3 separate regions of the Homo sapiens genome follow, and regions 2 and 3 are each linked to region 1. A link is a loop called in an ENCODE intact Hi-C map of the cell type or tissue named here. Cell type or tissue: heart left ventricle. All regions are shown on one strand. Each heading gives the region's core, and the rest is flanking DNA. Links, peaks and the distances in the headings are about the cores only.

The links. A loop is a pair of places that touch in the nucleus more often than their neighbours do. Peaks named below come from ENCODE experiments on the same cell type or tissue, not always from the same donor. Only the 100,000 strongest peaks of a DNase experiment are listed, where the experiment ranks them.
Region 2: a loop joins it to region 1, with 2.2 times the contacts of the local background. A loop is called at or near these places in 14 of 110 quality-filtered maps.
Region 3: a loop joins it to region 1, with 2.0 times the contacts of the local background. A loop is called at or near these places in 41 of 110 quality-filtered maps.

The regions. Positions count from the first base shown.
Region 1 is chr22:20,081,859-20,091,984 of GRCh38, reverse strand. DGCR8 (DGCR8 microprocessor complex subunit) reads right to left here. Exons shown (of 14, transcript NM_022720.7): 2 at 5,302-6,298; 3 at 4,664-4,823; 4 at 2,174-2,316; 5 at 1,727-2,009; 6 at 353-550; 7 at 15-116. The coding sequence starts at 6,021. It overlaps MIR3618 (microRNA 3618), which reads right to left and starts at 6,239; the gene lies at 6,152-6,239. It overlaps MIR1306 (microRNA 1306), which reads right to left and starts at 5,927; the gene lies at 5,843-5,927. RefSeq lists an enhancer at 8,203-8,821. In heart left ventricle, for the core only: a CTCF peak has its summit at 6,885; no DNase peak of the experiment used is centred there.
Region 2 is chr22:19,979,869-19,989,994 of GRCh38, reverse strand. ARVCF (ARVCF delta catenin family member) reads left to right here. Exons shown (of 20, transcript NM_001670.3): 4 at 7,904-8,062; 5 at 8,258-8,784; 6 at 9,753-10,126. Among named protein-coding and RNA genes, the nearest start is that of MIR4761, 21 kb to the right of the region's middle. RefSeq lists a silencer at 2,655-3,094 and enhancers at 3,453-4,388, 5,326-6,262, 6,263-7,200. In heart left ventricle, for the core only: no CTCF peak of the experiment used is centred there; DNase peaks (open chromatin) are centred at 954, 1,394 and 2,794; H3K4me3 peaks cover 2,499 bases; H3K27ac peaks cover 3,406 bases.
Region 3 is chr22:20,028,818-20,038,943 of GRCh38, reverse strand. It overlaps TANGO2 (transport and golgi organization 2 homolog), which reads right to left. Exons shown (of 9, transcript NM_152906.7): 2 at 2,090-2,184. The coding sequence starts at 2,145. It overlaps MIR185 (microRNA 185), which reads right to left and starts at 5,805; the gene lies at 5,724-5,805. RefSeq lists a silencer at 237-398 and enhancers at 4,688-4,757, 6,441-6,660, 7,095-7,791. In heart left ventricle, for the core only: no CTCF peak of the experiment used is centred there; a DNase peak (open chromatin) is centred at 5,402; H3K27ac peaks cover 1,195 bases.

The sequences.
Region 1 (10,126 bases), core at 3,933-8,932:
AAGGTTAGACTTACCACATTCAAAGAAATTATAGACAGGGCGGACCTTGAGGACACGCTGCATGTACTCGTGCAGGATGCAGACCTCGGATTTCCCGTTGGGGTTAATAACAAACTCTGTGACAAAAAGAACCATCTCAGCAAGTGTGAAGCAGTGCCACAAGCTAGCACACAGCTTCCTGTTACCATGTCAGTAACTAGGGGCTCACGACCGTGAATGTGGCAGACCCCTGCATTCATGGGATAAACATAAACTTTGAACGAAATGCAACTCATAAAACATGCCCTCAACACATCACATTAGAAATAACAGCATAACCAGTCTGCTGATGTTAAAATGCAGAGGCTTATACCTTTCTTTGTGGGTGCATCTTGCACTGATAAAGTAATGAGCTTCTGATTGGCTGGCAAGATGGGCCTCTCGGACTCCGCCTGCTTCCGCTTCATTTCCCGATTGAATTGCCGCCGCTCAGCCCAAGTCCTGAATTTTTTCACAGTAACTTGCTCAAAGTCAAAACGCTTCTCCAGGTAGCTTCGAAATTCCTCGAGATCTGTCCCAGATTTACCAGAGAAACAAATTACTTAACTTCCAACATAGGAGTCAGGTTCTCACAGCCCAGTGCATGGGGCAGGCCCAGGCCACATGACACTATTTCCTTTCCCCGTCCCTTTCAAAGGGGAGGGAAGCAAAGAATGAAGGCCTCCCTACACCAGCTCAGATTATTCTGGCAGGTCCCTTCTGGATGAATTTCTGAGATGTTCTTTTACTTTATTTGGGGCAGGAAGAATACAAAAATGAAAAGGAAAAAAGACAGCTTAAAAAAGTCAGATGGCCTTCGGGACTTCCTCCCTGTATCAAAACAGGTGCCCGAATGCCAGCAGCACCCGGGCTCCATGCGCCCGCCACCTCTCTGACCACCTCACTCTTTTCCTTCTGGCCATCCTGGCCACCTCTGTAGTCAGCAACACACCCAGGCAGCTCCCTGCACAGGGCCTCGCATTTGTCACATTTCCTCCCGGGCCACTTCCCCATCCTCAGCAACAGCCCCCATCACAGGCTCTTCTAGGGCACCCCACACTCCACGGAGTTATGAGACAGGCTGGGTAGTGATGTACAGACAAATAGAAACCTAGAAAATGGAAAGTGCTCTTTGAAAGTAATCCAGCAGGTGGGTTCACAGAGACCTGCCACACCTGAAGAGAGAACTAAGACTTAAATGGCGGGACTAGGCTAAAAGACATGGAAGAGAGAATGGGAAACACCAGTACACATCCAGCAAGCAATTGCAGGATTGAAGAGGGAACTATCCACAGAATGGTGACAGTTTCCCAACACTGAGTCATGGATTAAAGAGGCTCACTGAGCTCATCAAGACAAATCAAAACAATGCCACATGAGCACATCCTACTGAAAAAGCAAGACTTAGGGAAAGATCATACAAACAACCAGAGAGAAAACGGCCCACTGCCAGTGCCAGCAGCCATCTCCCCAGCAGCCTCAGCCATGCAGACACCACAGAGCCCACAGACAGGAGCCTAGGGTGCTGCACCCAGGCAGGTTCTTGCAAGGACAGGAAGACAAGCCTTTCAGCCACACCAACAGTGGAGGTGCACAGCCCCTTGCTCACAAGTACAACTAGGAACTATGAACAATTATGGCCTTCATTAGAAAAACAAAGCTCATGGGTCCCAGGAGGCAAGAAGGGAAGAGTCCTTCAAAAACTCACCAACGGATTCATCTTTGCACACCTCGACTTTGGCCTTCACCTGCCCCAGGGCCCCAGGGGCTGCCTCAGCCCCTAGTGGGTCTTTCTCGTCCGGGGGCCCCGGGTCAGCACCCATAGAGTCAGGCTCATCCAGGGGAAACTCCAGCTCTGCAGATCGGCTCAGGGGCTTGACGGGGGACACATCCCCACTAGGGGTGAGGTCACTGCTTTGCTCCCGTTCCTCGTTGTCCTTCATTTTCTTATAATGCAGACAAGGGATGCTACTCAGAGGAGGGTCGTGTTTCTGTGGATAGTGAAATTGCAATATGGATTACAAGGACAACCCGAGAGTCTGAAACTCTGATGCCTTTCACCGGCCTCTGCTTGGCTGCGGTGCCATGTGTGTGGATGTGCACGTTTTGGTCTGAGAACTTACAAGCCTAAAGTCACGACTGATGCCTCCCCTACCCGTATGCTTCCCGTTCCCAAGAAGTATGGCCTGGACCAGGTGACCACCCGAGACTCTCTGTGTAGGTACACCGGGACTCCAGAGTTATGGAATGTCATGATCCACCCGTCGGGCAGCGGCTCTGTAGGTGGGCGGCCACGACCTGCACAGGAAGACAAGAACATCCTATAATCACTGTAAAAACACTTGGAATTGTTGCCACAGCACCTCCTGCACAAGAAATTGTTGGGTACTAGCATGTGTTTAACTGGGTCTTCACAGATAATCGAAATTCCTCTCTGCCTTGCTCACTGCTATGCCTCCAGGCCTAGGACAGATAGCATGTGGCCTGAGGTGGGAATTTACACGTGTCAAACCAGCACATGAAGGAGCACAGAACAGGTCTGTGCAAGATATAAGTCCCAGCCTCAGCTCCTGCCTCCACATCTGGTAAGCACTGTGGACACTGGACTCCTTTGCTGCCTGTCTGGTTGTGGCCAGAGGCGCCTTGGGGCTGGATGAGCTTTGCTAATAAACTGCATGGCTGTCAGCCACTGCTCCCAGTGACCAGGTGACAAGTCTTTATTGTAACTGAGCTGCACTCTCAGCAGCATACAAAACACTGCTTCAAATGATTCCGTTTCTAAGTTGGTTTAATACACTACTCCCAACCCCTTCTTTGCTTTATAGGCAGTTGTGAGGAAGAGGTTTACGACTTATCAACTTGACACCTGCCACCAGGCCTGACTGCTGGGAAGAGCGTAAGGCAAAGATGTAACTAAAACTTAATTTTCTCACAGGTATTGGGAACAAGTTAAAAACTTAGAAAGACCAGCCTAGGCAACACAGCAAGACCCTGACTCTACAAAAAACTTTTTAAAATTATCCAGGCATGGTGGCATACACCTATAGTCCTGGCTACTTGGGAAGCTGAGGTGGGAGGATCACTTGAGCCTGGGAGGCTGAGGCTGTAGTGAGCTACTCCAACCTGGGTAACAGCAAGACCCCGCCTCAAAAAAAAAATTAAAAAACAGAAGAAAGCAAATGAAACCTTAAAAAATATACATAAGGGGAAAAAGGGCCAGTGACTCTCAGGGCTAGGTACCCACCAAGTGGCCCTGACCCTGGACCTGACACCTGTACCCAGGCCACCATCAGGTGATGATTCAGGGAGGGAGTGTTAAAGGTCAGGGGTGCATGCACACTGCGTGGGCTCTCTCCCCACAGAGTCAGGCCAAGATGGAGCTGCCTCCTGCCAGCTTTAGGTTAAGTCAGGAAAAGAAGCAAAGGGAATACGGAGCCAAGCAAGAGACGGGCCACGGGTCCGCTGGGGCTGCTCCTCTGTGACAGTGAGTGGTCACAAAGTTGGCCCAGCCACCTGAGGTGGGGGTCACATGCAGCTGTCCGTCTGTGAACATCCAGGCATCCAGGCCAGAATGGCTGCTGACCAGTGAGCTGTGCAGGACGAATGTGGGTTTACCTTCTGAATGAGCCTGTTGAAAATGCAGCACCAAACCAGCCTCCTAGAGGCCCCGAGGTCAAGACTCCTGCCCCCAGCCCCAGAAGCTGAAGCCCCAGGTTTACCCTGCCTGCAACCGTCTAGACCAAAAGCCCTCCTGCTTAACTGCTACCAACACGACATAGGCAGCAACATGTGGCACCTGGCATAGCTAACTTGTCCCCTCAATGGCCCAAGGAGGATGGCCATGTGCCACCCGCCCCTTGCTTTGCTCCCAGTCGCACCCTGCCACCTTGTGCACCCCAGCCCTCAGCCTGGGGTCTCACCTGTGAGCCTGAGTCCCCGTGCATCTCTTCAGTCCCTCTACCGAGCCCCACATCTCCACCAGGACCCTCATAGGTGCCTCCAAGCCACCAACTCCGACTCCCCCAACACCTGCACCACATCGATGACAGAGCCTCACAGTGCAACTCTGGGCGCCTCTCAAGTGCTCTCCCCACTACCCTCAACTCAAAGTTGAGGAAGTGCCACGTCGACCAGGGCACTTCCACCCTGCCCAGCTGAAGTGCACACACCATGCTGTGGCCCAGAAGCCATGTTGTTAAACAAAAATCAGGTAACACCACTTGCTTCTGGTGGCTTCCTGTGACACTTGGTCCAGGACTAGAACCTGGATCACAACTATCACCTGCCATCTCACTGTGTACCCACCTTGCCCTTGGTCTCCACACCCTCCAGCTGATGGTCATGCTGGCTCCTGGCATATACCAACATCCCCTCCTGACCCCCTCAGAAGTCCCCTCCCATTCCTCTGCACAGTGCCTGCTGCTCTGTGGTTTCCATAGCACACACCAGGATCCGCATCTGGGTCATGCATCAGGACGTCCTCCCATCCTGTGTTTCCCTCCTCAGATATTTCTGTCCTGTCCTCAAACATGCCTCCACCCAGCCCACTACCTGGCACCAGAGCTCTCTCAAAGCATTTCTGCTAAGGAAGCAACCACCCCTCCACTGCCCTGGAACACCCACTGCTTCTGACCCACACACGTACTTTTGAGCACTGTTTTAATCTTGGTCATCATCGGCTGCACACTTGTCTCTCCATCGGACGGATGGTCGCTGTCTCCGCCATATTTTTCCTCTGTTCGCCTCTTTTTGGGGGCACAAAGGCCTTCTTCCAGCAGAGCATCCACATCGTTGTCAAAGTCATCCTGCAAAACACGCTGTTCAGACACCAGAGCCCCTGGCGCTCATGCTCCTGCAACAGGAGAGCTCAACAGCATTCCTGAGAACAGACACAGAAAGGAGGTGCTCTCAGGGGGCCTAGATGTGCCCTTAGGGTGCATGATCATCTGAAAAACAAACAGGATGAAGCTACCAGCTGACACCAACACACCTGGTCCAGGGGCACACACTGCCAAGGAGCGTAACTCAGCAGCACCTGCTGCCCCACGCGCTAGATCAGGGATGCAGGGCCTACCCATGGGCCAAACTTTTCATTAGGAAACTTTAAAAATCTGGACTCCTTACATCTTTCTCTTCTCCACATTAACATTATTCCACCTCAGAGGGGATTTTGGTTTTTGTTTTTTTTTTTTTTAATTTCCCTGCTTTCAAAAGATGCTGCAATTCCCAAATCTCTCTTTGGGTTTTGCTAAGAGCCCTCTAGAGGAGGGGCTGCCAACATACCTCGTAGGGGAAATTCAAGGCCTCTTCATCCACTCTGTCTCTCTGAACGATTGCTTTAGCCGTGAACCCGCCTGCTCCTTCTTCATCTAGCTCCAAATTGTCAGTAAAATCTTCTAACTCATCGAGCACTGCATACTCCACTCTCTTTTCCTGATCCAGCTCATTCTCCTCATCCTTCTTATCAGCACTCTCACCCCCTATGCCTACCCCGTCACCAACACTCCCGCCAAAGGGACAAGCATGCACGTCCCCACTGACAGGGCTAAGGAGCAGACCGCACTCCGCCCGCACGTCGCGCTCTGCTCCTGTGTACAGCACCTTCCTGTCCTTACTCCTGCAGCTCTCGGTAAAGCTCACGCTAATCTTTACATCCTTAAGCAACTTAAGGTCAGGGGAGAACTTCCGGACCGCAGGTGCGTGCCGGGCGGTGCGCGGGCTGTGGCCACTACAGTTCGGGTCTATGAGGAGGCGGCCCTTAGAGAAGGATCCTTTGGAGAGAAGAGAAGCTCCGTAGAAGTTGAAGGGGTCCTCAGCAGGGAGTTCGGACTGTCCATCACCACCAGAGCCAACGTCCATTACCTCTGCACCACTGGACGTTTGCAGGGGAGGTGGTGGAGACTGCTCACGGGGCAGCGCTTGGAAGGGGCGAGCTCGGCTCTCCATCACCGCTTCTCCTGCGGGCCCACACGGGAGCGGAGAGGGGCTCTCATCTGTCTCCATATTAAAAGCGCTTAAGACTAGTTTACAAGACCAGAGTTTTACAAGCCCTCACATAAATCTACACAGCTAACATGCACAAGTCCGCTGAGACCCGGGCGCGTCCTGCCGCGCTGTGCGCTGGCGGCTTAGTCAAGCTGGCCACATTGCTCTTTTCATTAATGTAGACAGCTTTTAGAACCACTGCCTCAATTATTGGAAATCACAATGCACTCAGCTTAAGTGACTGGCGACTAAGCGAGTCTGTCTTCATGCCGGAGTGGCACCTTTCTTCTTCTACCTGCAAAGAAATTTAAAAATATCGTCACAAAATGACAGAAACCTTCCAATTCCCTGGTACCAAGTTAAAAGCCAAGCACTATTAACAGCATAGTAAAGGGCTTCAAAATAATATTCCCTAAGAGGACTTTTTAGGCATCAAAACAAACTAACCTTACTTTTATTCTTCAGAACCTGAATTATAACTTAAGTCCAAAGTTAAATATTTTGTTAATGCCCACTTTAATTCCTACTTCAGAAACACAAAAACTATATAATCATAAGGCTCAAAAAATATTTTAAAAATTTACACTAAACTCCACCACAGCATTCTTCTAACTCAGATAAGCAAGCATGCAGTGGGAGGCACCCTTTCTGGAACACACAGAAGGCGCGTGGCCTCCCTCAGGCCACCAGAGCACAGCAATCCACTCACCTGCAAGGGCTGGGTCAGTCAGAGGGCGAGCGCGAGACCCTCAGCTCAACTCTGCGGCACTAGGGGCCTCAGAGGCATGGCCAGGCGCTCTGCTACCCAGGGACCCCAGGGCTCTCCTGGGCCCACAGGGTAGCACGTGGACGGGGACAGTGATGCAGCGTGCTGAGGTCACCAGAGGTGGCAGCATAGTTCTGTTCCCGATGGAGGAGAGGGGTGGGTGGCTGTGGGGAAGGGACCTGCCAGGATTTGGGGTGGGGAGCCACAAGAGACAGCTGGAGCCGAGGCACAGAGAGGCCTGGGTGCCACCTGCAGCCCGTTCCGCCCTGGGGACAATAAGGAGCCACTGAAGGTGAAGCGACTCTCATGCCACAAGTAGGTTCCTACTTGAGAGGGGAGACCCACAGCTGTGCCAGGCAGAAGCAACTGCATCCAAGGCACGGGGACAGTCCTCCAGGCCAGAGGACAAAGGTGTGAAAGAGGCCCTGGCAATGGGCCAAGAACAGTGTCACAGAACTGACCGCACTTGTTGACCCAACGGAGGTGGATAGCAGAGAAAAGAGGGAACTAAAGACAAGGAAGGACACCCAAATTCCAGCATGCAGGCAGGAGCCTGGCGAGGAGAACAGAGGGGACCTCCAGGCAGGCTCTGAAGGTGCCGAGGCCACAACTCTGGAGCCATGACTGGTCCAGATACGGAAGGCCAGGACGCACTGAGGAGGTAGTCGCCAAACCCACAGGAGGAAGGCCACCCAGAGATGAGGGTTAAGGATGCAACTCTAGGAAGCCTTACTACAGAGGAAGCATGAAGAAAGGGACAACATGAAGCAGGGAAGATGGGTCTGAGGGGGCAGCCAGAAAACCCTGCATCAGAGCAGAAGGAACACATGCAGACACACGCACATGCACACTCCCACAACGTGCACAGGAACACGCATGCATGCACATGCGTGCATACCAGTAAAGATGCACACATGCAAACCGCACTGCATGACCTAACATCCTCCCAAGATTCCCGGAAAGAACAGGAGATGCAGACATCACACATTTAACAAGGGACAAGGCATGGTGGATGTACTTCGAAGGGGACACAACATGAAAACCAGAGACTAGTTTAGGTTTAATCAATACATTTAACAACTATCCACTGGCCATCTACTCCGAGGAACGCACTATATGGACAAGAGACAAGGTCACAGGGCCTGGACACACTGGCAGGTCAATGACCACTGCACTGTCACCCCATTTCCTGGATTCTAAGATGTCCTAACATTTCTGAATCTAATGGGAATTTCACACCGTATGTTCCCAAAGATGTGTCCATCAAAGGTGCTGAGGATCCAGGAAACACAGCACAGAGCTAACAACTGACTATAAAGTGCTGAAGACGCTCAAGAGGCTGTGGGCAGCAACCAGGCAGGCATGAGGAACACTAAGTGGGGTGAGGTCAGTCTCCTGGCAACCAAGAAAGACCATTAGAGAAAACAGACCGAGGGGTCAATGCGCCCAGTGCCACAGATTACAAGGAAGACCAGGGCCACACACCTCAGAACCTGGCAGTCCCATAGAGACCCTGGTGAGTCAATCCATGATTCTGGGACACAAAAAGCTACATGAAGAAGCCACAAGGAGCAGGGGATTAGAGACCAACAGTGGGACGGAATGGGGAAGCCTGCTACCACAGAAGGCGAAGAAGCAGCTAGAGTAGACGTTCCAAGCAAAGGTGCTAATGGGGCCAAGCGGCGGCACTGAAGAAATGCACAGCAGGAAAGCCTGGTGCCTTACAAGTGAGTGAGCTCCTTAGGAAAGCAGGAAACCTGCCCAGCCCCAGACCTCAGTGGTGGGCAGTCCTGGGCAAGTTCCTTCCTCCCCTCTATAAGCTTTCTCCATTCATCACACACACACACACCATCCTAGATGCTACAGACACAAGGTGGACAAAACCCTGCCCTACAGAGCTCACATTTTAGTGGGGGAGATGGACCGCTAACAACTAAGAAAAGCATGCACCCTGTCACATGCCAAGAAGTATTCAAGCAAAAACAAAACAAGGAAAGCGCCTGAAGAAGGGGAGGCAGTTTTAGGAAGGGGGATCCAAGAAGGCCTCATGGCCTGCATCCACGTGAAGGCAGGAGTGAGCCAGGTGGGTTACAGGGCTGGGAGGAGGGGATGTTCCAGGTGACACTGAGAGGAAAAGCAGAGGGCTGGGGTCAGGAATGTGGTGTGGCCAGCTGGGGCAGTGTGCTGAGGGGACGTGACAGTGGGCCAAGTCCATGAGGGCAGATGGATCAGGGCTGGTCCTCCCAGGCTGCTGCCAGGACTTTGGCTCTTAGTGAGAGAGATGGGCCACCGGATAGGAAGGCCCACACAGTGGCATCAGCTGATTCCAGGATAGCAGTGGCAACCAAACCTCAGCCAGGCCCTGTTCTAAGCACTTTAAGCATTTTAACTCACCCAGGTCTCACATAGCATTATGGAAGAAAGGTTCACCCACATGCTCAAGGTCATACAGCCAGGAAGTGATGGAGCTGCTTTACAAGCAGGCAAGCTGGCTTGCATCTACACCGCCTCTGTTTTATACCATCTTATGGTTTAAAAGAACCACTCTGGGCCGGGCGCGGTGGTGCACGACTGTAATCCCAGCACTTTGGGAGGCTGAGGCAGGCGGACCACAAGGTCAGGAGATCGACACCACCCTGGCTAACACATTGAAACCCCGTCTCTATTAAAAATACAAAAAATTAGCCGAGTGTGGTGGTGGGCGCCTATAGTCCCAGCTACTCGGGAGGCTGAGGCAGGAGAATGGCTTGAACCCAGGAGGCGAAGCTTACAGTGAGCGGGAGATCGCACCACTGCACTCCAGCCTGAGCAACAAAGCGAGACTCTGTCTCAAAAAAATAAAAAGAATCACTCTGTGGCCAGGCACAGTGGCTCACGCCTGTAATCCCAGCGCTCTGGAAGGCTGAGGCAGGCAGATCATTTGAGGCCAGGAGTTCGAGACCAGCCTGGCCAACATGGTGAAACCCCGTCTCTACTAAAAATACAAAAATCAGCCGGGCGTGGTGGTGGTGGACGCCTGCAGTCCCAGCTACTTGGGAGGCTGAGGCAGGAGAATCGCTTGAACCCGGGAGGCAGAAGTTGCAGTGAGCTGAGATCACGCCACTGCACTCCAGTCTGGGCGACAGAGCGAGATTCTGTCTCAAAAAAACAAAAAAAAAAAAAAAGAAAGAAAGAAGAATCACTCTGTGTCCAGAAAAACTATAGATGGTGGATGGGGAGTGAGGACCTAAGGTGACAGTAAAGAGAATTAGAGGCTCACCAGGTAGGCTGGGCCAGGATGTTAACTTGAAGGTGGTGAGAAATGGTCTGTGCTTAGAAATAGGTGAGCTGACGGGGCCTCCTTAGGACTGCATGAAG
Region 2 (10,126 bases), core at 421-5,420, 98 kb after region 1:
TAACCTGTAGATGAAACAGCAAGAGCCCCTGGCTTGGGGTTAGGAGGCCGGAACAAGTACATGCAGGGAGACTTGGGATGTGGTGTGATTATCATGGTTCCTGTTACTGACTGAGGGCTAGCACAGTGGGGAGTCAGGGTGGAGCTGTCCCAGCAGCCACGGGGAAGGGGGCTCTCCTCACCACCCAGCTTAGAGGCTGGGGGGGTTGCCTCCTGCTGCGGCCTCTGGGTTCTTCACAGAGTGACCCTAGAGGGCTCTCCCTGCAGAGTCCTGTCTCCCTGGCTCAGCTCCCTGCCCCGCTAAACCCAGCAGCCAGACCTCCCCCCAGCATACTCCCAGCACCTGCACCTCCACCCGCCCTTCTTTGGTCCTGCTGGGCCCTGACTCTGGGGACCTGCGCCTGGCACACACATGCCAGGAGCTTGGGGCAGCCTGGCCCTTCTCATCTAGAGAGAAAGGGAGCAAACGCTGGTCTCTGTTGAGGCAGCCCCATGGGCTCTCCTCACCTGGCTGGGGCATGTGGGGCTCAGAACCAGCAGCCTGTGTCAGGCCGAGGGACCTGGGGTTGGTGACTACTCCTTGAGTCTTGGTGTCCAGACTTGGTGTCGGCCAGCAGGCGTCATGCTTCCTACGTCTGCTCATGAGACCCACATAGAAGGCCCAGCCCAGCACCAGTGCATGGTGAGAGTCAAATTAATGTCCCCAGAGGGTCCGAGACTCACTAGGGGGCCCTTTTTCATGGCCCCTGGTGCTCAGAGGCCTCTGGTGGGTCTCGGTGCTGGGGCCACTCTCACAGCCCTCAGACTTGAGATACTCCAAAATGTGAGGCCTCTACCCTCAAACTTGAGGCGGGGAAGCAGAACGCTGGGCCCAGCTGGGCCATATAGGGACAGTGGAAGCCAGTGACCCCGAGGCCGCCTCTCAGGCGCCAGTGTGCTCAGTCCAACCCTCCCAGACCGGAACTGTCCTCGGACAGGCAGTGTGGGAGGACCCAAGGCACCCCGGAGGGTTGATGCCCTGGTGGGAAGATGTTCCCACAGCCTGGAGCTACCCTGACCTCCTCAGGCAAAAGACTTCAAGACCTCAGGCTACTGCCCCTCCACCTACCACCCCTGCCCCTGAACTCTCCCCCCGACCCCCTACCCTTGATTTTCTCAGGCTGGGATTGAAGAGAGCATGTGTTGCCAGGGCTGCAGCTCAACTGGCTGGGCTGATGAGGATACTAGGGGAGGCAGGGCCTCCTTGGGCTGGCCAGGTTTCCCAGATTGGTTTCAGTAGGAAGTGCCTAGCGATCTACCTGCTGAGCCACAGGGTCAGAGCCCGGGCTTTGGGAAGCCAGGGCAATGGCAAGGCAGGTAGCTGGGGGCTGAGGCTGGGGAACCAGGCTAGGGGGAGTGCTGCTGCACTCACTGGGCTGCTCCAGGGTCCTGGCTACCTGCCCTTCATCTTCCAGCAGGAAGGGGCCCCTCCTCTAGACAGCCAGCTGAAACAGGGCTGACGCCCACCCAGTGGGGAGGGGTGCCATCAGGGAACTTGCCTTGGGCTCGTCTTAGGTGGATAGGTGGCTGGGGCACTAGCTGCTGGTGCAGTTGAGAAGATGGAGCCAGCTTAAAGATAAGATGCGGGCGCGTTTTTGGCGCAGTGTCTGGTCTTCTGCGCTCTGCTCCAGGGGTTCCAGGCAGGTTGGCCCTAGATGCAAGATACAGGGGTCCAGCCAGTGGTAGGGTAGCTCACCCCTCTGCAGGTGGGGGAACTGAGGCTCAGAGGGGCACATGGTGGGTACCTAGAATCTTGAGCATGCTAGCCGAGTGGCCTCTGTATATGGCGCTCAGGGCAGCAGGGAGTGGTCCCTGCGGAGGCTGTTTTCTGAGGGGTCTGCGGAGAAGCCAGTGGGAGGCCTGGGCCCGAGCCCTTTCTCTTGCCAGACCCACTGAGTCTCCCTGGGTTGGTCTCAGCTCATTTAATCTCAGAACCTGTTTCCCTGTTCGTGATGCTGGAGCCATTGGCTTGGCCTTTGTGGGGTTTGACATAAGAAGGTGGCTCCAGCCTGGCCCTTCCCCTCCCATTTTTCACTGCAGCAGAACTAGATTCCCTAGGGTGTGGCCCACATTGAGGCTGGCCTGGGGGAGCAGTGGGGGTGCATTCGGGGCTTCTGTGCCTCGATGGGGAGAACCCAAGATACAAAGTGGGGGTCCCCTGCAGGGCCCTTTTCCAGGTCCCCATCGAACTCTGTGGGGACAGTTCTTCGCAGGCCCATTCAGAGTGGCGGCTGGGCAGGAGGGTGAGGGGGGATCTGGGAGACTGGAGAGATCTCACAGAGCCGTGACTACTGTCTCATCGGCCCCCATTTCATGGCAGGTGAAACTGAGTCGCAGCCAGGTTTGTGCCAGTGAGGGAGGCCTTGTGCTCTGTGCATCGCAGCACGGGCACCTGCCCTGCCGGAACTGTTTCCCCCTTTGCAGGCGGACTGAAGTGTGGTCATAAACCGAGGCCAAACCGAGGCCTGGGAAGGACTTGGCCAAAGTCTTTCGGCGGGAAAGTGACACCCCTGCCGCAGGGAGGGGGAGGGAGCAGAAGTCCAGGCCGGCAGTGGGTGGGGGGAGGTGGTGGGAAGTGGGGGGACAGGGGGCGACCCGGGGCTGCAGGGCCCCGCCCCCTGTCTCTGGGGGGCGGGACCTCACATTGCCCGCCCCCCGCCCGCCACGCCCACCCCGGCCCCCGCCACGCCCCACCTGGGCGCGGCCCCGCCCGATTGGCTGCTCGCCGTGACCGCCGCCAGATCCGCCCCCGCGGGGAGCGAGTCCGCCGAGCCTGAGCCCGAGCGGCCGAGGCGCCGGAGCCGAGCCTGGTCCAGCCACCGCCTCCCCCGCTGCTGGCCAGCGCCCCCCGAGTCCCGGCCCGATGCCGGCCGAACTCAGACAGGTTGGAGGGAAGTTGGCTTGGGGGGACCCTGGCCCGGGGTCGGAGGCAGAGGGCGGGGCGTCGGCCTGCCCGGGAGGACCCGCTTTTGTTCCGCGGAGCCGCTGGCCCGAGGCAGCTATTGTCTTGCGCCCCTGGCTGGGCTGCGTCAGGCTGGGGCCAGGGCCGGGCGGGTGGCGGTGTGAGCGCGGTGCCCCCGGGTATGCAGGGCGGGCCGCAGGGTCTCTGGAGCCCATCCGCGGGGCCTGGGGGGGTCGGGACCCCTGGCAGTTTGACCCTCCTCTTGGCACCGGCCCGGACCGGATGGACGCTTCTTGGCCAGCGCCCAGGACAGGTGCCTGGGGACACGGGTGGAGAGCCAGGGCCTTCCTGAGCGGCTTCTGTCTGTGCAGGAAGGAGGCTGAAGTCTGAAGAGGGAAGCCCGGGTAGGCCTTCTGCTCCCTGAGAGGGTTCCTCCTCTCCCCTCCACACCCCCTACGCCGGCTCTGACTCCCGGGACCTGCAAAGGAGCTTCCGGAGCTTTAATGGAAGTCTTCTCTGCCTCCGAGGCGCACGTGATGGGAGGGATAGAGACAGGCCCTGCCCACTAATGGATGCTGGAGGAGATCTCTAAGGAAAACGGGATCCTCCCCCTCTCAGCATTGAGGTGGGGGGAGGCATAGGCAGTTTGTCCTCTGCTCAGAGCAGTGCTGGGTTCAGTAACAGGCAGGGAAACTGAGCAGAGGAGAGACCAGCCAAGACCCTCTGTGGTGGGAGGCAGGTCTCCCACACACCTGCTACCTGGGCAACTAGGCCCCTGCCTGTCCTACGGCCCTGGTGTGGCCCCCAGGGTCTGGCCCTCAGAGGTGGAGGGACCAGTTTTTGGGAAATCCATGGTCACAGTGTGTCTGATGACCCCAAGCTGAGCTTGGGGAAGCTGAGGTGGATGACAGTCAGCCCTGCTCTCCCACCCCAAGTTTGCTCCCCCAGCTTGGCTTTTTGGCATCTCTGCCTGGGGCCACGCCCTGGCAGGTGCACTGCTGTGTGGAGAAGTAAGCTCCAGGTCTTGGAGACTGGTCAGAGGCTGTGGCACCAAGGGAAAGGGCATTTTGTGGTGGCCAAGGGCTTGCTGCCTGGTGAGAGATGCCAGCCTGGCTTGTCCTGGACTCTACCTGGGAGGGCCATAATGGGGATGGAGAAGATTCATTCATTCATCCATCGGACAGCAGCCACCTCCTGCCCTCTGGGAGCCTGGCCTGCAGGTGTGGGATCCAGGTGTGCAATCTCACCTTAACTCATTCTCTGTGTGTGCTAGCCAGGCCTTGGACAGGGGAGGGGCCTGCCCCTGCAGTCTGTTCTTCAGGACACAGACCGTGGTGCATCTGTGAAGTCCGGTGGTTTGGGTAGATAAGTAATATGGGACCAGGGCCCAGCCACCTGTGCCCCAGCATCCCTCTGTGTGTTGGTCCAATCTTGCTTTTCTGCTCCCTGTGTTCCTTGCATTTTGCCACAAAAGTGAGACTGATGCTACCCAGCACGTCCCACGACCCCAGCCCCCTCTGTCCTTCTCACCTCCTTGTGAAGAAGCTGAGCCGAAGGTGCGTGATGGGGCCCAGAGCCCCTATGCTGGGCTCAGCCCTGTGTTCCCGGGACCCTCTTGTGAGCAGGGGTAGGTGGTCTACCTCCCTGGTCACTCTGGCCCCTCCCACAAGCCCAAGGGAGCTCATGGGAAACCCCAGGCCTGGGCAGCAGCCTGTTTCTGGGCCAGTCCTGGGGGCCCCAGACCTGGTGCACCAGAGATTGAAGAGCCAAGGGAGGGATGAGTGCTGGGAGGCCGGGCGGGGTGCAAGAGGAGCAAGGATGGGGCCCCAGCTGGGGAGGGGGTGATGAGAGACGACTGACAGGATGCAGCATGTGGGATTGGGCTGGAGGTGGGGTGTTCAGGGTAGAGCCCATGTCTAGGGTACAGAGGGGAGCAGCCCAGAGTTGGGTCTGAGGCAGAGGCTGTGTGGGGCTGCAGGGCCAGGGTCCCTGAGAGTGGGCCAGCCTGGGCAGGTGCACGTCAGACATGGACACTGGGGCCAGACAGGGATCCAGGGACTGCAGCCAACTCCTGTTGAGAGTCAGCCCACCATTCCACAGCCCCACCCTAAAGATGTTGCAGAGAGCTGAGCCACCAGCTGGCTATGGGCCTCTCACTACTCTACACCTCAGTTTCTCCATCTGCCAGCCAGCTCTGAGACTCCCAGAGTGGATGCTGGGCAGATGATTGGCAGAGTTGGTGGCCCCTGTCCCTGTGTGTTGAGACTCTGTGAGGCCCTGCATGGATAAGGGTCTCCGATACACGGTGGAGGACGGGAGGATGTGTGCTCACGAGTGTGCCTCTGGGAACAGTGGGCGCCGTGCCCTTGGGGTGCTGTTAGAGCACACGGGTTGATGTGCTCGGCCTGTGCCGGGCTGGGTACTTGCACACGTGTATGTACATGCATGTGTCCCTGTCTGAGGGGTCATGTATATGCATGTGTGTGTGCCTGGGCATGTGTAGCAGGGGCCGGGCTTTCCTGTGATCACTGGCTGACTCATGCACCTGCCACCCGGGTGAAGTCATCCCTCGTTTTTAGCTCCCTGAGGTCATTTGCCAGCAGGGACTCTTGGGGCCTCTGGATCCTACTGCGGGGCTGCTAGGCCGGGGCTGATGGGTGGTGCCGCAGGGTTGCCAGGTCTTGCTGCGGGGGCGTGGCTCTCCTGGACCACCCCAGCTCTGCCTGTCAGACCCTCACCACAGCCTTGGTGGGAGGGATAAGCTGGGCCACAGAGTGGCATCGGGGTCCTGAGATGTCCTCCCCTTTTCCTCTCCCGCTTACCCCCACTGCCTAGCTAGGGAAGAGGGGGTTTTTCTCTGAGTTTTTAATAGATGTAAATATATACATATATGAGGGGCTACATCCCACTGGCAGAGTCCTGGGTAACGTTTCCTCAGTCTTGCTTTATACCCTCCTCACTCTGTCGCCAGAACTGCAGCCCCTCAGTGCCTGGGCCCCTGCTTGAACTCAGATGAGCCCCGCCCAGGGCCCAGCAGAGAGAGCTCAGGGCCTGACACACATTTGCCAGATACAGATGGGGCAGCCCAGCCCCAGCAGTGATGGGCCACACAAGCCTTCTCCTGCTTCAGAGCAGTCCCAGCTCCCCAGTGCCTTTGGAGAAGAGCCCAGCCTGCCCTGCCTGGCAGCGTGCCAGTTGTCCCCACTCTAGGCCTCAGTCTATTTCTTTTTCCCAGGGAACAGGTCCCCTTTTCCTAGCCAGGTCCACAGCAGGCATTCCACCTACATCTCAAGACTGAGGGCGAGATGAGGCCCAAAGCCTTCCTTGCCAGATTGCCTTCTCTGGGGGTGCTTGAAATCCCACTTGGACTGTGAAGTTCTAGGTAAATCCTCTTCCCCCTGCCAGGCCTCAGTTTCCCCATCTATAAAGTTATCTGTCATCCTCCAAGACCCTGCCTGTGGGAGAGGGGGAGGTGCCTTCTGTGGCCACTTCTTTCCTCTGTCAGCCTGAGGGATACACCTGTCCTAACATGTTGGTGCAGGCCCCTTCCTGGACACCTGCACTGCATGCATTTGGGGGTCAAGTATTCCCCCAGGATAGGACCCTGACCTGGGGAGGCTTCCCAGCCCACGAGCCTTGGCAGGCAGGTCCTGAGGGCAGCGCTGAGCATCTAACCTGGCTCACCTCCCAGGCCCAAGAATGGGCAGAGTCTGCCTCTGGAGCCTGGCAGAGCTTAGTGTCTGTGCAGGCCCCAGGGGGCCCAGGCAAGGGACCCATTGTGCAGGGACCAGGGGCCTGGGCCACAAAGCAGGACCTGTCCTCCTGCTGACCCTGCCCTGGCTGCCTGGGAATGTGCTCCGCCTGACCCACCCACCAGGGCTTGGGTTTCAGCTCCTGCCCATCCTGGCTAGATGCCGATCCCCGGATGTTGGTGCCATGTGGCCCTGGGGCCAGGCACCTGTGCAGTCAGAGGCCCGGGGCAGGCTGTGAGTCTTAGGTCCTCAAGCCACTCAGCGCGGCAGGGGTTGGGCCTGGCTCTGATGTGGGCCAGCCTATCCTCTTTGAGCCTCAGTTTCCCCACTGGCAAGTCCAGTCAGTAGGCATGTGGATAGAAAAGTCTCAGTCCAGAGTTGTCTTGCCTAGAATTCCAGTGTCGTCACCCCATGCAGAATGGTGGCAAGGGCACCCATAGGCTCAAATCTACTGTGTCTGGTCTCTGATATGATGCCCAGAGTCTCAGTCACTGGGGGCGCCAGCCACTGGCCCGAGGTAGGGCAAACCTGTGCCTACACAACACTCAAGAATGTCTGGGCTGGAAGGAATAAGGACATACTGGTGCTGCAGGTGCATGGGGTGTTCTGGGAACTGCGTATTTCTGTCCCTTGAGGGCGTCTGGCTGGCGTTGGTGGCGGGAACCTTAGTGTGGCCACAGGAGTCAGTAGGCAGTGCTGAAACAGCCCCCACAAGGCTTCTATACTCAAGGTGTCTGGGGCAGGTGAGGGAGGAGGCCCCAGGACACCATGATGTCCCAGCTAGGGGTGGTGGTTGACATCAGGAAGGCATGCTGCAGGTCTCACTGGCACCTCCTGGGGCCTGGAGGAGCCTGTGGCAGCCAGGCCATGCAGCTTGGGGAGGGCCCTGAAGACTTCACCCCCCAGGGTCTATGTCCTTATCTGCCAACTCAGCCTGAGGAGACCTGAGATGGGGGTCCAGCCCCAGGGTCCCCCCAGGATGGGGTGCCGGGGCAGGGTTAGCACCTCGATGTTCAGAGGGCAAGAACTTATTGCTGTCCTTGTCAGCTTGGGCCGAAACAGGCCTTGGGGTGGGTGGGTTCAGGACCAGGAGGAAGGCACCCTGGTGTGCTGGCCAGCATGAGCTGAGGCAGAGCTGCTGTGTGTGGAGACCTGCACTCCAGGGGTGACTGAGCAGCAGGCCTGCCCACCAATGTCCCTCCTTGCCCCAGGAGCAGAGCCCAGGCAGCCAGGCCTCACTGGCCACGATGCCGGAGGCACCTGATGTGCTGGAGGAGACCGTGACGGTGGAGGAGGACCCCGGCACACCCACTTCCCATGTGTCTATTGTCACATCCGAAGATGGCACAACCCGGCGCACCGAGACCAAGGTATGGCCAGGCCCAGGCAGTGGGTGGGTGAGCAGGGCCAGGCTGCTGCAGCTGTCCCACCTGCAGAGTGGACATGGAAGCTTGCCACGTGGGGCCTCTCATTGCTCGAGTGGGAAATTAAGGCCAGCCAGACCCCAGCAAAGCAGTTTCTAGGCCTCTCGTGCTACCCCACCTACCTGCCTATCCATCCACCAGGTCACCAAGACTGTCAAGACGGTGACCACTCGGACAGTACGCCAGGTGCCCGTGGGCCCAGATGGACTCCCCCTGCTGGATGGCGGCCCCCCACTAGGCCCTTTTGCAGATGGTGCCCTGGACCGGCATTTCCTGCTGCGTGGTGGTGGCCCAGTGGCCACACTCTCTCGAGCCTACCTCAGCAGTGGGGGTGGCTTTCCCGAAGGCCCCGAGCCCCGGGACAGCCCCAGCTATGGCAGCCTGTCCCGAGGGCTGGGCATGCGGCCCCCACGTGCTGGCCCCCTTGGCCCAGGCCCTGGTGATGGCTGCTTCACACTGCCTGGCCACCGGGAAGCCTTCCCGGTGGGTCCTGAGCCTGGGCCACCAGGTGGCCGCTCCCTGCCCGAGCGCTTCCAGGCAGAGCCGTATGGCTTGGAGGATGACACGCGCAGCCTGGCCGCTGATGACGAGGGTGGCCCTGAGCTGGAGCCTGACTATGGCACGGCCACAAGGAGGAGGCCTGAGTGTGGGCGGGGCCTTCATACCAGGTGAGCTGCACCCCGTCCCCTGTGGCTACCTCCTCTGGGAAGTCTGCCCTCCACCCCCCAACTACAGAGTGCCCCACTTGTCAAGTGGCGCAGTTGAGTTAGTCATGCATGTTAGTTTGAATTGGCCTTGGCTCTCGTCAGGGACAGAAGAAAGGTGGACCCTGGGGTGGTAGGAGTTCGGCTGGGCACTGTCCTGCAGGCCCAGGGCCCAGGAAAGCTGGGAAGAGTGCCGGCCACTGGCCTTGCTCCAGCCACACTCTGGGTAACCAGAACCCAGAGCCCTGGCCCTTGTCACAGCCCCTGGTTCTGTCCCCATTGCCCTCAGTTTCTGCATCTCTGGAGTGGGGATGTGACCACAGCCCGGGTCAGGATTTTGTTGTGTGACCCTGGCCAAGTCACCTGACCGTCACTCCTAGCCTCAGGGCAGGCGGTTTGATGACAGCAACCCACAGGGCTACTGAGAGCTAAGGAGATCTTGTGCCCCAAGGGGCTGGTGGCCTGAATACTCCTCAGGTGGTCCTACTGGGATGGCTTCATGCGGAGAGGGCCATTTACTCCCCCTACATCCTGGCACAGCCAGAGATGGGCCTCATGGAAGATGGGGTGGTTTTGTGGAAGGGAGGTGAGACGGTCTCTCCAGCAGCCATAGCAGATGTCTCACAGAAACTTGTTTTGCTCGGGATTGGGAAACTGCCCGGTGACAGCAGTGAGTGAGTTTGCTGTCCTGGGAGGGTTGCCTGGGTCCTGGTAGCCGCTGGCTGGGGTTTGGCATTTGGCTCTGAATTGGTTCTCACTGGGCTGGTGCATGACTCTCTGTGTCCCCACCATGCTCCGGGCCAAGATACAGGTGCTCTCAGCCCAGCGCTGCTGGGTGAGTTTGCAGTCCTGAAGAAGGTGTGATGGGGCAGCTCAGAGGCAGGGCTGGCGGCTGCTGTGACGATGTCCACGCGCCCCACTTGCCTGTGCAGGGCCTACGAGGACACAGCAGATGATGGCGGCGAGCTGGCGGACGAGCGGCCTGCGTTCCCAATGGTGACGGCGCCCCTGGCCCAGCCTGAACGGGGCAGCATGGGCAGCCTGGACCGGCTGGTGCGGCGCTCGCCCTCAGTGGATAGCGCCCGCAAGGAGCCGCGCTGGCGGGACCCTGAGCTGCCTGAGGTGCTGGCCATGCTGCGGCACCCCGTGGACCCCGTGAAGGCCAATGCGGCCGCCTACCTGCAGCATCTGTGCTTTGAGAACGAGGGTGTCAAGCGGCGTGTACGGCAGTTGCGGGGGCTGCCGCTGCTTGTGGCACTGCTGGACCACCCGCGGGCTGAGGTGCGGCGCCGGGCCTGTGGGGCAC
Region 3 (10,126 bases), core at 2,892-7,891, 52 kb after region 1:
AATAATAAAAAAAAAAAACATAGTGGCCTAAAGCACCCTACTTTTTACTCCAGTCCACAGGTGAGGAGTCCAGCCCAGCCTAGCTGGGTACCTGTACGAGGCCTCCCAAAGTGCTGCAGAGGTGCTGTCAGGGGCTCCATAGAAGTGTCTGTGCTCCCAGCCTGCAGCGTGCCCTTCCCCTGGCTGGACACCCCACAGGCAGAGCAGAAGCAGCCACCAGAAGTGTCTCACACCCTCCCATGAAGTCAGGAAAACACAGCGCACATTTGCTCAGTCACCCAGAGGTGGCACATTTCGTCTTTGGCTTAGGGCTTCGGAAAATAGTCCAGAGAAATCCCGAGGCCAACTGGAATGGCAGGACCCGCAGGACAGGTCCTGGCAGCAACACACGGGTTCTGAGTGAAAGCAAGAGGGGCCCATGTCAACCCTCCTCCTCTCCACCCAAGGGGCTGGGTGGCACTGACCAGCACCCGCAGGCCAGCCATCAAGCTTCCTTTCCAGAGATGGGAGCACTCGGGGTGGGTTGAGTCTCTTCAGCAGCCTGCAGGAGGCAGCCCTGAAACGCATACAGAGCTGGCTGGCTCTCCTCAGCGTGCTAGTTTCCTGGGGCTGCCGTAACTAAGCACCACAGACCAGGCGGCTGCAACAACAGACACTATTGTCTCGCAGCATTGGATGCTGGAGATCCAAGATCAAGGCGTCAGCAGGGCTGGCTCCTTTTGAGGGTCTTCTCGGTATGCAGACGACTGCTTCTATCTCTGTATACACACCAGCTTCCCCTGTGCGTATCTGAGTCACCCATCACATTGATTAGGGCCTACCCACATGACCTTATTTTACCTTCATCTTTTTTTTGAGATGCAGTCTCGCTCTGTTGCCCATGCTGGAGTGCAGTGGCGCAATCTCGGCTCACTGCAAGCTCTGCCTCCCAGGTTCACGCCATTCTCTTGTCTCAGCCTCCCAAGTGGCTGGGACTACAGGCGCCCACCCCCATGCCCAGCTAATTTTTTTGTGTGTTTTTAGTAGAGATGTGTTATCCAGGATGGTCTGGATCTCCTGACCTTGTGATCCGCCCACCTTGGCCTCCCAAAGTGCTGGGATTACAGGCGTGAGCCACCGTGCTCGGCCAGCCCCTACATTCTTTAGAGTTCTGTTCACTCACTAGCCAGCCCAACACTACTCCAGTCCCTGTAGCAGTCAATAGTTCTTTCCTAACATTTCTTCCACCTTCCCTGCAGCATGCTGTCTGCTGCTGGGACCTGCCACTCACCCAACTGCAAAAAGGGAAAACACCAGACACCCTTCCTTCCTGATTCCTTGGCCTGAAATGACTTCACTCAGCCTTGAAGTCAAGCAGCATGGTGTCTATGCAACTTTGCAGTGACTCAAATCTGAGACCCTCTTGAAATGGTTCAAATCATTTCTGGTACAGATTTTAAAATGATGAAAACTTCCCGAGCAGTTGCATTAGAGAGTGGTTACACGTTTCATTTTAGATGTGGGTTATATCTCTGCCTCGTTCTCTGTGTGGATAAATGCTGGGGTGTCCTGGGGAATGGAGGTGTGGCCGTCCTGAGTCCAGGGTCAGGGGTGGCTTCTGGCCTCGATTTCCTGACTCCTCTGGCTGGTCCTCAGCGTCCCCTCTTCCCCAGGTTCTTTTTCCTCAGCTCAGGACCCACCCACAGACCCCTAGCCTGGCCGCCACTTTGACTTCTCACCAGCAGCTGTGACCCGCCAGCCCAAGCTGGCTCTCACTCACTGACGCCGTTGTCCCAGTTCTGCCGCCCGACCCTCCTCAAAGCCCATAGAACTGCAGCCCACCTGGACCCATGTCACTCCTCTGTCCTACCTGTGGCTGCCTTCTGTGGCTGAGTCTTCACGTCTTTGTACATTGACTGGAGTCCCCGCCCCGAGAGGCATTCTGACAGCATCCCACACTGAGTGACCCTGTCCTGGAGGGCAGTGCCAGGCCTGTGCAGCCCCGTCCTGGCCCACACACCTTCCTGCACACAGCAGCTTGGGTGGCATGAGAACTGGCTGGGCACCCAGGACCCTGCAGGGCGCAGCAGATGCAGAGCGAGGGGGTTACCTGTACGCGTTTTTGGAAACAGGGCGAGGATCAAACTTAAAGAAGATGATGCACATGGTGGTGCAGGGCGGCTCTGCTGACACAGGTCGCGAGGTCTGCGGGAAAAGGAAAACACTGAGTTGAGCGGATGGCAGACACTCAGGGCTGCCCTCCGAACCTGCAACAGGCCAGAACAGAGAGAACCACCTCTGTGGTGTCTGTACTACTTGCTGGGTGTGGGGGAACTGGACACCACACTCTTGGCCGGTGCCACACAAACAACTCCCAAACCCATGCACTCATTGGCACTGGCCAGACTGTCTCTCCACCACCTGCAACACCAGCCCTGAACAGAAGCATCCCATCAGCACCATGGTAGTCTTAAGGCCTGGACACACCGAGCTGGGGTGCCGAGGGGGTCCCCGGGGGGCAGCAGAAGTGAGGGCAGGAGCCACACTGTGAGAAACAAACTTACCCATCCAAATCTAAAGAATGAACTCAGACCCAGAGAACAGCGAAAGTGAGACTTTTAATGACAGTCTTGCAAGATCAGGTGTCAGACAGGCACACCCAGCACAGTTTCGACAAGCAATTTATCCCCTAGTACGCAGGTCCCTCCCCCAGTTCCTCATAGGCCGAGTACTGTGGGGTCACAATTTTCCCGGACGTCGCCTATTAATTGTTGGGTAGGGGCTTCAGGTGTTTTTTTGGGGGCTTGTCTTGCTGTATTTTGTTGCAGCCCACAATGCATTGCAGTCCTAGTTAGCTCAGGGACTTTTTAAGTATTTAACTTACGACCTAAGTAGCAGGCAGGCTGATAAGAACAGACAAAATGAGCTATTTTGCAGGCTAGTAAACTTTCAGCTTAGACTGAACTTCTTTGGTTCGGGTGAAGGCAACTAAGTGCGGGGAAAGTGGAGGCCGACAAGCACACATCAGCTATCCAAGCAGGGTGGCCTAGTATATCCTGTTTCTTCTGTAGTTTGCTGAGCTAAGCCAATTTAAGACACTTTGTCTTGGAAATAGACCACTGTATACATTCTTCCTTCAAGACTGTCCCCCACATGCACATCTCCTCCCCTGCAACAGCACCAAACCCACCCCACACGCCACCAGTGGGGGCAGCCCTGCCTCCGCCTCCAACAGCATGGCCCACTCACCTGGGATGCAGGCCCTACAGGTCCTGCTCAGCACACACACTCGCCATCCCACAGGACCCGAAGGCCCCACACACCCACAGCAGCTGGCATGGACACGTGCCGGGGACACGCTGGGTGACTGCACACTTAGCATACACCTCGTCCCCACCCAGGGACCTCTGGGGCCCAGAGCAGGCAGTTTTCCACAATGCAAACGAGTGCAGAACGGAGATTAGATTCCGAGGCCACCCAAGGGTGACACCCAAGTTCCCTGAAATGTGCACATGTGCAATGATTTAGTGACACGGCTCCAGGGCAGAGCCAGTGCTCACAGCTGGGACATGGGACAGCCAAGAAGCTGTTCAAATACTGAAGAGACCCAAAAAGATTCCTCTGAGAAAAGTCTAATGAGTGGGGACGGAGGTGAAGAGGGCTCAGTGTATGTGCCTCCATAGGCACGGGCATTAGGGATGGCCATTGGGGACCATCTGCTCCAGTGAGGAGCTGGTGGCTGTGCAGTTGAAGTATTGGGATAGCAATAAGCGCCACGTGCAGACGCACTGGGTCAGGGGGATGGGCAGCCATTTGAGATGGTCTGCTGGCCACCACTCTGCATAGGATGGGAAGCTAAAGGGTGTGTTGTTGCAAGGGGGCCCTGTGGGAAGCAGACTGTGGGGCTGGAAGTGGGTTGGGTCCCCTTGCCGGGTGCCCTGGAAGCGCCCACAGGGGGCCATCATCCGAGGGTGGGCAGGCTACTAGGGGCAATCCTTTTGGTAAAAACAACTCAAGATGCTGGATGAAATATGAAAACATCTTAAAAATTGCCAGGAGCTGATGAGCTCATGCAGCATTTGGCCAACAGTTCGGAGAGCGTGGCCCACAGAGGACAGCAGAACACAGTGGCCAATCCTGCCTGAGAGCGTTTGCCCACTGAACACACTGGGGCTCATACTCTGGTGGCCTCGGGGGCGAAGGAGACAGAAGACAAGGTCCAGTCACCCCCACAGGATGAAGAACCTAACAGAAGACTCTCCTCTAAGTTAGGCTGGGACTCCAAAGAGCGATGCTTAGGGAGAGATGAACTACAGCCGCAGCCACCCCCAGGGGTTATGGGGACATTGCACATAAGTGAAGGGAAGTTTCTGAGAAGCTGTGGCACAGCCAGCCGTCCAGGTCCACACTGGGGGTACAAGGACCCACAAGCCAAGCACAGTTTTAAGGGGTTCCAGCACTCGTAGTGCCCCTGTGCCTGAAGTTCTCTCTGGAGAAAGATACCTTCATCCTATACTTCAAAGAAGTCTCAAAATCATTTTTCAAAGACCAGAAGCAGTACATAGTCAGAAAGAACCACATAATGAAAGAAGCACCATGAGCAAGAACCAGCAGAAAGATAACCGTACATGCATCATCAACCAACCATGCTCTGATGGCAGAAAGAAAACAGACAGCTCAGAAACATCTGCAGGGCAAAGGAAGTGATGAAGAGCAAACTGGGTTTACAAAGCAGCAAAAGGAACTCGGTTTTTTTTTGTTGTTGTTGTTTTGTTTTTGCTCCTGTTGCCCAGGCTGGCTGGCATAATCTCGGCTCACCGCAACCTCCGCCCCCCGAGTTCAAGCAATTCTCCTGCCTCAGCCTCCCGAGTAGCTGGGATTACAGGCATGCGCCACCACGCCCAGCTAATTTTGTATTTTTAGTGGAGACGGGGTTTCTCCATGTTGGTCAGGCTGGTCTCCAACTCCTGACCTCAGGTGATCCACCCACCTCGGCCTCCCAAAGTGTTAGGATTACAGGCATGAGCCACCATGCCTGGCCAAAAGAACTCTTAGGAAGCTATTTTAGAAATGAAAGCTTCAGTGACTGCACATTAAAGCTCAGCTGTGGGTTTAAGAGCAATCAGGTGCAGCTGATGATGCAGAACCATCCCGAATGCAGTGCAGGAAGATGGGGAACACGCTGGGCTTTGGGAGTGCACCCAAGGTGCCACTGATGGGGTGGGCCCAGCACTCACCATGTGGCCAGAAGACACAAGTCCCTTTACTCTGGAGGAGCTGGTCTTTCCTGCACATGAGAACCCCTGGCTGCAGTCACTGGAGAAGCCCTGCCAGCTGGTCTCTACTGGAATCCCACTGGCCTGGAGCCCAGGGCTGCCCAAGGCCTGCTCACCAGGGACATGCTCCTCTGGGGTGTTAGAGAAGGCCGTTGGTCTCAATCAACTTCAGCCGACCTCAGCCCTCCCTGGGCTGCACGCCCAGCTGCTGGCAAGGCCATGGATGAGGGCAGTTCTGGCCACTGATACACGTAGGACAGACAGGCAGAAAGGCACCCCCAGTTCAGCTGCAGGACCCCACCATCCTAGCTGGCCAGGGTGCAGGGGCAGCAGACCAGCCCTCCAGGCACCAGTGGCAGGGAGGGCTCCATGGTCCAAGGGAAGGCCATAAACAGATCTCCGGACAGCCTGGCACTGGAGGTGTGGGCGCAGAGCCAAGGGCTGTGGCCTCGACGAAGACGCGGTCATTGGGAGGGAAGGACCAGAGGAAAGCCAGCCCCTGGGGAGGGGACCATCAGGAACTGCCTTTCTCTCCAATCCCTCGCCCCCTGCTCGAGCCAGGCCCACTGCCCACCGGCCCCCAACCCAGCTCTAGCCAGCAGGTCTCCCCCTCCCCCTGCCAGCTTCACCTCCCCCGACCTGTGACCTTGCCTTTGCCTGGGCCCCTGTGTGCTCCCTAAGCCAAGCCCTGCAGGTTCCCTAGGTCCTACAAGGTCCCCACACAGGCCCACCACAGCATTCCAACACCCTCTCATGCCTGCTGACTTGCCAGGCTCTGGGAGGGAGCCATGGATATAGTCCTTGTCCTTTTGGTCACCATATCTTGATCTGGGCGCAGGGCATGTGGGCACACGGGTGGCCAGGACCACTTCCCACAACTTCCACAGGTCCCATCACACCAGGTGAGGCTGGGCTCCTCAGGGCATCTCTTGTGCCACACAGAGCTCGCCCTCAAGGTTGCCCGAATTGGCCAACTCTACAGGAGGGTTGGTGTCCCAGGGAGAATCGTGCCTGGCTTTCCAGGTGAGGCTCCGCCCTGCCTGTCCCCACCCCTGCCCTGGGCTCAGCACTTGGGCCAAGCCCAACCAACTCTCAGCATGTCCTTGGCAGTCCAAGAAGGCCAGAGTGGTCAAAGCCATGCAGGGTTGGCCCTGAGGCCCAGGCGGCCAGAACCAGACCACAAAGAGCAGCTGGAGGAAGAGGCAGGCAGGAGGGTCTGGGGTCCAGTCAGCAGCCTTGCCCTGGGTCTCAGAGGCCACAGCCCAGAAGCATCTGAACATCTGCAGGAAGCCACGCCCAGTCTCTGCATCCTGCACAGGACCCCGCCTGCCCCAAGGGGCTAAGACCACCAGGGCAGCCTGCACACAACCACCAGGCTTGCAGAAGCAGTCAGATGGCCACACGCCCATCCTCTCCAGGCGGAAAATGCTTACCCCTCTCCATTCTGTCAACTGGCCTCACGGCCACCGGGATAGCAGTTGGGCAAGTAGGTTACAGGGCGGGTGGGGCAGGTGACGCAAAACCTGGCTGCCAGGGCGGGTCCAACCCCAACCGGAAGGAGGCTGGGCCAGGGCACCACAGGTGGGAAGATGCTGATGAGCTCCTCCCTGTGCTGTGTGCTCTGCAGCTGTGATCTCATCTCAAGAGTCCCAGGTCACATGGCAGGGATGGGCAAGGTGAGCCTGGAGGGGCTCATGGTGGGGCACCTGCTGGTTGGGCTAGAGGTGAAGAAGCAGTGAGCTGGCCACCCCGAGCAGGCACACGTGGGATGCTGGGATCAAGTGGGCCTGCTGGACCCTGCACCCACGGCCTGGCAGCCCCTGAGAGAGTCAGGATGGCCTCGGCACTGGATCTGTTCATTTGTAGCTCTGCTCTGCCCAGCCACGCTGTGGACACTCCTGGAAGTCAGCATGCTGCCTTCTGCTCTCTCATAGCAGGATCTGCTGATCCCCGCCAGGGTGCAAGAGGTCCCTGGGCAAGCTGGTGATGGGCAGCCAGCTTCCTCCTGGCCATGGTGGTCACTGTGTTCACATGTGGTCCTACTAGAAACATCATCTTGAAAGCAACTGGCATGACACAGGCACATGGCCAGGCCTCACCAGGCCCACAGGGATGGAAGAGCCCAGATATGTAGCCCAGGCTGACAACAGGAGGCCGTGTGGGCAGCAGTCGAGAGGAGCCATACTTCAAGACTGAAAGCAGAGCCTGTGAGGTGGGCAAATGTCCTGCCACCGACCTACGACACCAGCACAGCGCAGCAGGGCAACGTGGCATGGTGGTGAGGTTCCTGAGCCAGGACAAGAAAAGAAGCGTTGTTCTCATGGCTATTTGAGGAAGCACATCACCTCCACTCTGTCGCCCAGGTGCAGTCGTGTGATCATAGCTCACTGCAGCCTCGAACTCCTGGGCTCAAGCCATCCTCCCACCTCAGCCTCCCAAGTAGCTAAGATTACAGCTGCATACCACCACACCCGGCTAATTTTTTTTTTTTGAGACAGAGTCTCGATCTGTCACCTAGGCTGGAGTGCAGCGGCGCGATCTCAGCTCACTGCAGCCTCCTCCTCCCTGGTTCAAGCGATTCTCCTGCCTCAGCCTCTCAAATAGCTGGGACTAGAGGTGCGTGCCATCACACCCAGCTAATTTTTGTATTTTTAGTAGAGATGGGGTTTCACCATGTTGGCCAGGATGGTCTCGATCTCCTGACCTTGTGACCCACCCACCTTGGCCTCCCAAAGTGCTGGTATTACAGACATGAGCCACCACGCCTGGCCCTAATTTTTAAATTTTTTTGGAGAGGTGGGGTCTCATTATGTTGCCCAGGCTATTCTCAAACTCATGGGCTGAAGTGATCTTTCCACCTCAGGAAGTCTTAATGACTGGGTAGTATAAGTGACATCCTTTTAAAAAATTTTACAGCAACTGCTGGTTGGGCGAGGTGGCTCACGCCTGTAATCCCAACACTTTGGGAAGCCAAGGCGGGTGGATCACCTGAGGTCAGGAGTTTGAGGCCAGCCTGGCCAACATGGTGAAACCCCATCTTTACTAAAAATACAAAAATTATCACGCCTGTAATTCCAGCACTTTGGGAGGCCAAGGTGGGTGGATCACGAGGTCAAGAGTTCGAGACCAGCCTGGCCAATATGGTGAAACCCTGTCTCTACTAAAAATACAAAAATTAGCCGGGCGTGGTGGCGGGCGCCTGTAGTCCCAGCTACTTGGGAGGCTGAGACAGAAGACTTGCTTGAACCCAGGAGGCAGAGGTTGTAGTGAGCCAAGATCGTACCACTGTCCTCCAGCCTGGGCAACAGAGCAAGACTCCATCTCAAAAAACAAACAAACAAACAAACAAACAAATTAGCCAGGTGTGGTGGTGCGTGCCTATAATCCTAGCTACTGAGGAGGCTGAGGCAGGAGAATCACTTGAACCCACGAGGTGGAGGTTGCAGTGAACCGAGATCGTGCCATTGCACTCCAGCCTAAGAGACAAGAGGGAAACTCCATCTCAAAAAAATAAAAATTAAAAAAAAAAAAAAAAAAAGCAACTGCTTACACGAGAATGCCCTCTTTACAAGAGTCCTGGTGCACCCTGGGAAGGAAATGCGCTGGAGTGTGAGGCACTGGTTCTCTGGTCATACGGAGCGGCTGGCCTGTACCACTGCCTCCTGGAGCACATAGGGACTTGGTAGACAAGCAAGGGACGAAAGGATGTGCGTCGTGAGGCTCATCCATATCTGAGAAAGTCCAGCTCCTCTCACACAGATGTGACAAAAGAGGTCGCCTTTGTGATGGTCAACACTTAACCACCCCCAGTAGAGTGCCATCTCCAGTTGGGCCAGGCACCCTGCCTCCCTGCAGCCCAGACAGCTAGAGTGAATGCCCAGGGGACATGCACAGCCTCTGTGCAGGGAGGCCGGGGAACTAATCACTTGGGACTTTGGTGTGGTCTTTGCCAACCCTGCCAGGGAGGTAAGAGGGGGACAGTCACTGTGAGCTCACCATGTGACTGCAAATGCCACCAGCCTCAGCAGGGACAGAGCACAGGCCTCTTCCAGGGAGGAAGTTCCCCCCACACTCCTGGAGTCCCTCAACACCCCCAAGCCTGGCCAGAGGATCTATGAGATATGAATGGAAAGAGAGAGCCCTCTTCACACCGCAGCCAAGGGCTTCCCGTCCTCTAAGAATACCAGTGCGGGTGGAATTCTTCCCAGAATCCCAGCATACGTTCCCCTAGCCTAACAACCTGGTAATTCTGCAAAACAGGAAGAAAGCCTGGACTTGGCATGGGTTATTCTTAGAGCATGGCGCTGTCTGTGAAGGACGGAAGCTTTCCAGGCACTCTGGGCCCATCTGCTGATGCTTTCGAGAACTCTCCCAGCGTGCACCGTCCTCTCTGCCCACCTTCTGCTTCTGAGAGCCACCCCGCTCTAGAATCCCCTCTCCAGCCTAGGGCTCCTCCCCTGGCTTCTCAGAGAAACCAACAGGGCCTTCTGTCCTAAGGCCAAATGGAAACGGGCTAAACTCCCTCTCTAAGAAGAATGAGACTCCAGTTGAGGCAAGCCCCAAACCTCACTCCATGCGGTGTCTAAAAAAGGCACGACAAGAAAACCATTCAGACAGAACGCCTGGGCAAAGATGGGCCAGAGCCACAGGCAGAGAGCAGCAGCAGCAGTGACCCCAGCCAGGGCTGCGTGGGGACAAGGTCTGGCACCCTGATGGATGCGCACATGGCCTGCTGCCTGGCAGTGAGGATCTGCTTCCCTGGCTCTCAGTGCCCACCACAGGCAGGTAGGTGGGGTGGAGGGTGGGCAGTAACCTTGCAGAGGCCCATGGGGAAAAGAAGCAAGGGGGACGAGGGCCATGCTGACAGGGCC